2 separate regions of the Mus musculus genome follow, and region 1 is linked to region 2. The links are chromatin contacts, found by Hi-C or POLR2A ChIA-PET in ENCODE. All regions are on one chromosome and are shown on one strand. The core of a region is the stretch at or near the end of the contact, and the rest is flanking DNA. Distances in the headings are between cores, read along the strand shown.

Region 1 (2,983 bases), core at 316-2,815, 36 kb after region 2:
ATCTGACAGATATGGCGATATATTCAGGTAATTCTAGCACTTGGAAGACTTAAGTAGGTGCATCATGAGTTCAAGACCAGCCTGGTCTACAAAGAGAGTTAGAAGCCACTGTTCCCCTGCTTCAAAACAATAATAGAAGCCCAAATCCCACTGCTAATAGACAAATGTTCTAAATTGTTAAAATGTTAAATGAACATTTTAAGCCATGAAAGATTATTTGCTTGGAGACCAGGGAAGCTGTTCCCTTTCTTGCTTCCTAGTGACTTGACTTCCTCCCCCACCCCCTTTTTCAGGAGACAGGGTCCAGGAATTCAATCTGTAAACCAGGTTGGCCTCAAACTCAGAGATCCACCTGTCTCTGTCCCCTCTAAGTGCTAGTACTAAAGGTTTGCACCACTGCCACCTCCCCCCCCCCCTCTTACTTTCTCTGTATGTTTTTGGTGGTACTGAAGCTATCCCCAGGGCCTGGAGCAGAATGAGGAAGAGCTAACATCCTCCTTCCGTTTTATCTTTGTACTTTATACAGGAGGGTCTCACTAAGTAGCTCAGGCTGGCTTTGGACTTGCAATCCCCCTGCCTCAGTCTCCTGAATTTCTTAGATTTCAGGAGTGTACAACTCCCAGTCTGGTTTTCTAACTTGGGCACAGCTGTGATGTTTGTTGATTTCCTATGTTTTTCTCTAAAAAGCAGGAGAAACTGCTAGCTGAAAAAGACCCTGAGCTTGGAGAATTGAAAGTTCAAAGTCTGCCTGGGCAATCTGGTGAGACCCCAGCTGCTCCAACTGTCTGCACTCCTTTCTCAAAGATTTAACATCCATTAGAGTCCCGACGCTCTCACCCCATCTTGTACCTTGGAGCAGCCTAAAGACTCAGCCACATCTAAGTCAGATGCTGCCCTTAACCATAAACCCAATCCAGCATCACACAACAGAGCTGCTTTGCTACAGAAACTGGGACAGGCCAGCTCCCAATACCTATTCTCTCTAAAAGATTTCTCCCCTGTAGAAAGCACCAGAGCAAACATGTTAATTTAAAGTTTCATCCAAAACTAGAGCAAAAAACAAACAAACAATAAGCTCATATTAAAGTGTCCACCCTCTAAGTGAACAGCTAAATCAAAGCTGAATTCTACCTCCTAGGTTTCCACTGCCCCTTTCCTCAGAGCTCCTCCCTACTAAGGCTACGGCTATGAAGGGTAGGGTGAGGGACACAGACCTAAGAATCCAGCTAGAGACTCCTGACATGAATACACGCCCTCTGTCTAGTACCATACACACTACCAGTCGGCTTTAACTAAGCATTCAGCATGTACTTGGTCTACACTACAGAGTTCATATGGGTTGTGTCACAAATCCCAGAATACCCCTATGAAGTCATCTCTATGTTACAGAGAAAAAGACTAAGGCTAGACAAGTTATGAAACCAGGCACAAAGGTTACAAAACAAACAAGCAGAACAGTCTCTTCATTCAGTGTTCAGCTTCTACGATTTTAGCAAGTATGTCCTCTTGTCTTCAACACTTTCAATATCCAAACAGACAGAGGGTGGCAGCACTGGACCAGGCACACAACAGAAATTCAGTCTTAACTGGCACCGGCTAAGGGCACCAGGAAGCTCCCTATAGCGACAGAGGAGCTGGGTGGCTCCTCCAGGTCACACTCTCTCCCCTCTTTCTTGGCCTCTTAGCAAGCTATGGGAGAAAGAAATGGAGGGTAAGTGAAGTTGCCATGCTGCTCTGGGGTCACATTCTCCCAGCTTCTGACCAATGAAAATTACTTGCTCCTTCTAATAATAAATATATAATACATGAATGCCTAATATGTACAAAGCTCAAAAATCCTGAGGGTACACAGGAAAGAGGATGAGAAAATCCCTGTGCTCAGGAGGGTTACATCCTAATAGGGCTAAGAGACAACAAAGCCATAAATAGACACAAGGTCAGATGCAGCTGGAGAACAAGCTGCCTGGCAGGTGGTGAGGAAAAGGCTCTCTGAGGATAAACCAAGGAAGAAAGCTTCACTTCCTACTCTGAAAGGAACACTCTGAGAAATGGCAGTGAAGCCTGGTATCTGGATCACAGAAGCATGGGGCTGGGGTGGGTCCTCCTAATGCACTGCTAGAGAGGTGGAGGTGGAATCCTGCTGTCAGTCTGCTGTCTTTGCTCTTTATTATGTACCTGACCTTAGATGAGTCATTTAAGCTGCAGTTCTTCTCTGTAAGAACTGCCCTCTTCTTTCCCACGATGGGTAAAGCATAAACCCAATTAAGATTGTGACAAAATACACGTTGTAAATAATTAAAGGCCAACCTAACCAGTAGTTAGCCCGACTCTTGGAAACTGGTTTCAGTGACTACTTATTATAAAATGTCACCTCAAGTAACAGACACATAAACATCACCTTCTGAGAGGACAAAGCTCCTGTCTCTGCTCACCCTTTATCTCATCTCCTTTCCTGGCTCAGCCCTCAACGCCCTTAATAGACCTCACCCTCCTTGACTCAGGGATGGGCCAGTTCTTGGGGACTGTCCTCACACAGGTTTGGAAGAATGTGTCCCAGGGTCACAGACAGCTCTCTCAGCTCACAGACTCAGGGCATGTAAGGCTGCAGAACAGATTGGATAAGCTGGAGAATGGGTGAGTGGAACAGTCAAGGCCAGGTACTTAAGTATAAAATAGCACTGAAGCTCTACCAACAGCCACCACCTTAACCCATGCCAGGAGCCACACACATGGTAAAGTAACCCATTTTACATATGACAAAACAGGCTTAAAAAGATAAATTTGCTTAATGTCAAGTAGGTTTAAGTGAGGAATGTCTGTCTCACTCTAAAAGACATTTCTGACCACCAGGTTGCCCTGTCTGCCTGTGACAAGATCCAGGATATAAAAACAACAGTGGGTAGGTACTAAAGAGAAGACATTCTGGAAGCAGATAATCGTTAGGGAGCTACTGAAACAGAACCCTGCTTACTGGAAATTCCTG
Region 2 (3,372 bases), core at 481-2,980:
AGTATCAAGGTTGAAGTTGTCCAAGAAAATGTCTCAGCCATGTCTCAGCCAGCCTTAAGCAAATCCCTCCCTTCAGGCTTGGGTTGTGCCCCTCCCTGGACACCAGGAACTGTGCCAATTTGATTGCCAAGTCCAGGCTGCCAGTCTCAGAGAAATCACACCCCAAAGCTCTGCAACCTCTCTTGCCCCCAAAGAAAAGCCTTTAGCACCTTCGTGAGGCAAAAGCATTGCTTAAGAGCAAGGGTGAAGACACAGGGCGATGCTGATAACGGTCGGCAAAGAGGAGGAAGAGGGGGGGGGGGCGGCGGGTGTAACTGCTTACCTCGGTGTAGTTGATCTTGGAACCACTGAACATGTTGTCCCGTGCAGCCTCCACGCCTCTGGACTTGGCCTAGGGAGAGAAGCCACTGCTGAGGTCTTGTATCCCATCCCCCATCCTCATCACCTATCACAAGTCCAGCCCCCCTCCCCCCCCACTCCCCCCCCCCCTTGAGGCTGACAGATGTTCTTCATAGACAGATTCCTTTTCCAGCATCTTCAAAGAGTCTGCTCAATCAGCAGGGGGCCTGGAGATCCCTGGGATACCAACTCCACACCGGGACCTAGAACCCAAAACAAAGCGCAGCCCCCACCCACAACCCAACCCAGAGATCACAACTCCCCAGTCAGAACATTACCAGCTCCACCAGCATCTGCATCACCTCCTTGTTCACAAGGTTCTTGGAGTAGTCCACCAGAATATGCCCATGGTTGGTGTTGAGGTTCAAGCTGCAGAAAGATGGAGACGCTGCTGGTCACACCCCAGCGGCAGTGCCTGGCCACAAAGGCTGACCTGTAGCAGTGTTAAGTAGTGTAGGAAGCCACGCCACAGAAAGAAGATGTAGACAGATCCTGGGCAGAACTTCCCCCTTCAAGCTCCACATCTCAAACTTACAAGGAAACACCCAGGGAGAGGTATCAGGGACGTCCAGTGAGGAACCACAGGTGGTCATCCCAGGTCCCTCGCCTCCTGGCATCAGTGACAAGGCACGAAGATGCATCACATGTACGATTTCTTCCACCCTCCCTTCTATTTCGCAGTCGCTCACAAGTCTCTCTGGCCTCTGCATCCTGCCTCCGCCGCTCTATTTTTACACCGTGGCTCCCAGGAAATCTCAGCCTTACCCACCCTGTCTGACCAAAGCCCACTAGGAGCAGGTGGGAGGGGACAGCTCTCTCGTGCCTGTCGAGCCAGCAGCGGCTGCTCCTCCTCATGGGTGGTTAGAAATCCCTACTCAAATGGCTGAGACTGAGAGGCGGGGGCGAAGGGATCCCCAAGGAGGAGCCGATTCCTCCTAATGACTAAGCAGCCTCGGCCCTCTGGCTAGCACGCGGGTCCCAAAACCCACTCCAAGGAGGCATCAAGGACAAAGTGCGGCCCCGGCCTGGGCCCTGCAGGGCTGCTGGGGGGGGGGGGGTCACGGGAGCCCCGACCCCGTGCGTGCACCTGAAGTTGTTGAAGCGCTCCGGATCCGCCTCAAAAAGTTCGCGCAGCTTGAGGTTGGCAGAGTTCGCGCGGTGCCACTCCAGGAGCTTCTGGAACTGCGGGTTCCGGGTGAGCGCAGCCATGGCGAGGGACCCGAGAGGTACACGGAGCAGGACGTGCTCGGAAGAGGAAGGAAAGAGGAGCGGCGGCGCGCGGCAAGTCGGTACCAGTGCGCGCAGCGGGCTTTATGGCGCAGGCGTCCGACCCCGCCCCGCCTCCGGCCCCGCCCCACCTCTGTCCTCCGCGTCCGCTAGGCGACCTTGCCGGCAGCTGTAGATCTGGGGGCCTCTGCTGGCCTCTCTGTAACACAAGTGTGGCCACTTGCGATGAACCTTGGCTGGCTTCTGTTCGGAAGTGACTTGAAGGGCAGAGGCGGAGTTTCTCGTGCCAGATCCGCTTGCTTCTTTCATTCATTCATGTATTCAATTCAGCAGAACTTTTTTTTTTTAAAGAATTTATTTACTATATGTAAGTACACTCTAGCTGTCTTCAGACACTCCAGAAGAAGGAGTCGGATCTCCTTACGGATGTGTTTGCTGGGATTTGAACTCAGGACCTTCGGAAGAGTAGTTGAGTGCTCTTACCGGCTGAGCCCAATTTAGCAGAACTTTATGGAATGCCTTCCTGGTTAGAGGTACTAAAGCAAGTGTTGTGGGTACGTAAGCCAAATAAGTAAATAGAATTTATGGGATTTCAGAGCTGGCAAGTGCTCCTGAGAAGAGGCAAACTGGATGAAGCCCCAGAGATGAAACTGTGGTTAAGAACACATAGTTCCCTTGCAGAGGACCTGAATTGGGTTCCCAGTACTCATAACTGCCTGTAACTCCCGCTGCAACCAATGGGAATACCAATGGCACTTGCATCCTTATGCTCATACCCACCCCACACATAATTAATGCTAAAATTATATACCCACCCCACACACATAATAAAAATTGTATGTCCACTCCCACACATAATTAATAAAATATCCACCACACAATAAAAATGAAATTATATGTATATATATTTAAAGGCAGGTTGGAAATAAGCATTTCCTTTAACTAAATGGTTAAGAAAAAAAAATTCACTCTTTATTATATTTGAGTAAAAGCATGAAGGGGAAGAAATGAGCCAGTTGGCTACCTGGAAGGAAAGTGTTCAGTCAAAGGGAAAAGACACTGCAAAGTCTGAGACAAGAGCACCCATAGATGTCCCACAAACAGCACCCATAGATGTCCCACAAACAGAAGACACATGTGGCTGGAGTGGAGCAGATTAGGGGAAGAAGTCATAGAGGTGACATTAGAGAAGGGAATTCACCCAGTGGCTTACAAATCATTGTGAGAATTTTGATTTCTGTTTAGAGATGAGGAGCCACTGAACAAGTCCACATGGAGCAGGGACTTTATCTGACACACTGCCTAATGGATCAGTTAGCTCAGTGAGCTAAAGCAGGTCCTGAGGGAGGGAGCTTCAGTCAAGCAGGAGGAGACGGACATAGAGGATGGAATGAGTGAGGGATCCATAATCGCCTAGAGAGAAAGGGCAAGATATGCACTTTAGGATCCAACTTCCTAGAAAAACTGGATTCTTATCCACAAGTCCGAGGGACAAGGGAGACTTCAAATGAGGACGAGTAGGTGAGGTGAAGTGTTTGCGGGGGACTGCGGGAAATATGTGTAAGTCTTGATACTTGCTAAGCTTCCCAAACAGTGCTGGACATCTAGCACTGGGGTGGCAGGCACTGGGGTGGCACTATAATCCCAGCATGAAGGGAGGAAAGGCAGGAAGATCGAGAGTTCAAGGCCAGGGTCAGCAACATAGGAATCTGAAGCCATCACGTCTAAAAAAAACCCAAAACACAG

Evidence for each region. A loop is a pair of places that touch in the nucleus more often than their neighbours do. ChIA-PET counts read pairs that join two places held with the same protein, here RNA polymerase II (POLR2A).
Region 1: POLR2A ChIA-PET joins it to region 2 with 16 read pairs in Patski. The contact joins the enhancer-like site here to the promoter of Gpi1 in region 2. A Hi-C loop is called at or near these places in 1 of 37 maps with a recorded cell type or tissue (heart). POLR2A ChIA-PET finds 5 or more read pairs at or near these places in 3 of 5 experiments (Patski and embryonic stem cell).

Annotation. Positions count from the first base shown.
Region 1 is chr7:34,264,671-34,267,653 of GRCm38, forward strand. The region is part of intron 2 of Garre1 (granule associated Rac and RHOG effector 1); the gene reads right to left. Among named protein-coding and RNA genes, the nearest start is that of Gm12758, 32 kb to the left of the region's middle. RefSeq lists an enhancer at 485-2,983. Within about 2 kb of position 1,566, at least 1 of the 3 ENCODE cell types and tissues checked has a DNase peak (open chromatin) inside an H3K27ac peak, as active enhancers do; it is heart, where a contact is called at or near this core.
Region 2 is chr7:34,228,606-34,231,977 of GRCm38, forward strand. Gpi1 (glucose-6-phosphate isomerase 1) reads right to left here and starts at 1,731. Exons shown (of 18, transcript NM_008155.4): 1 at 1,487-1,731; 2 at 678-768; 3 at 323-391. The coding sequence starts at 1,608. It overlaps Gm12762 (a long non-coding RNA gene), which reads right to left. Exons shown (of 2, transcript XR_881947.3): 2 at 2,577-3,372.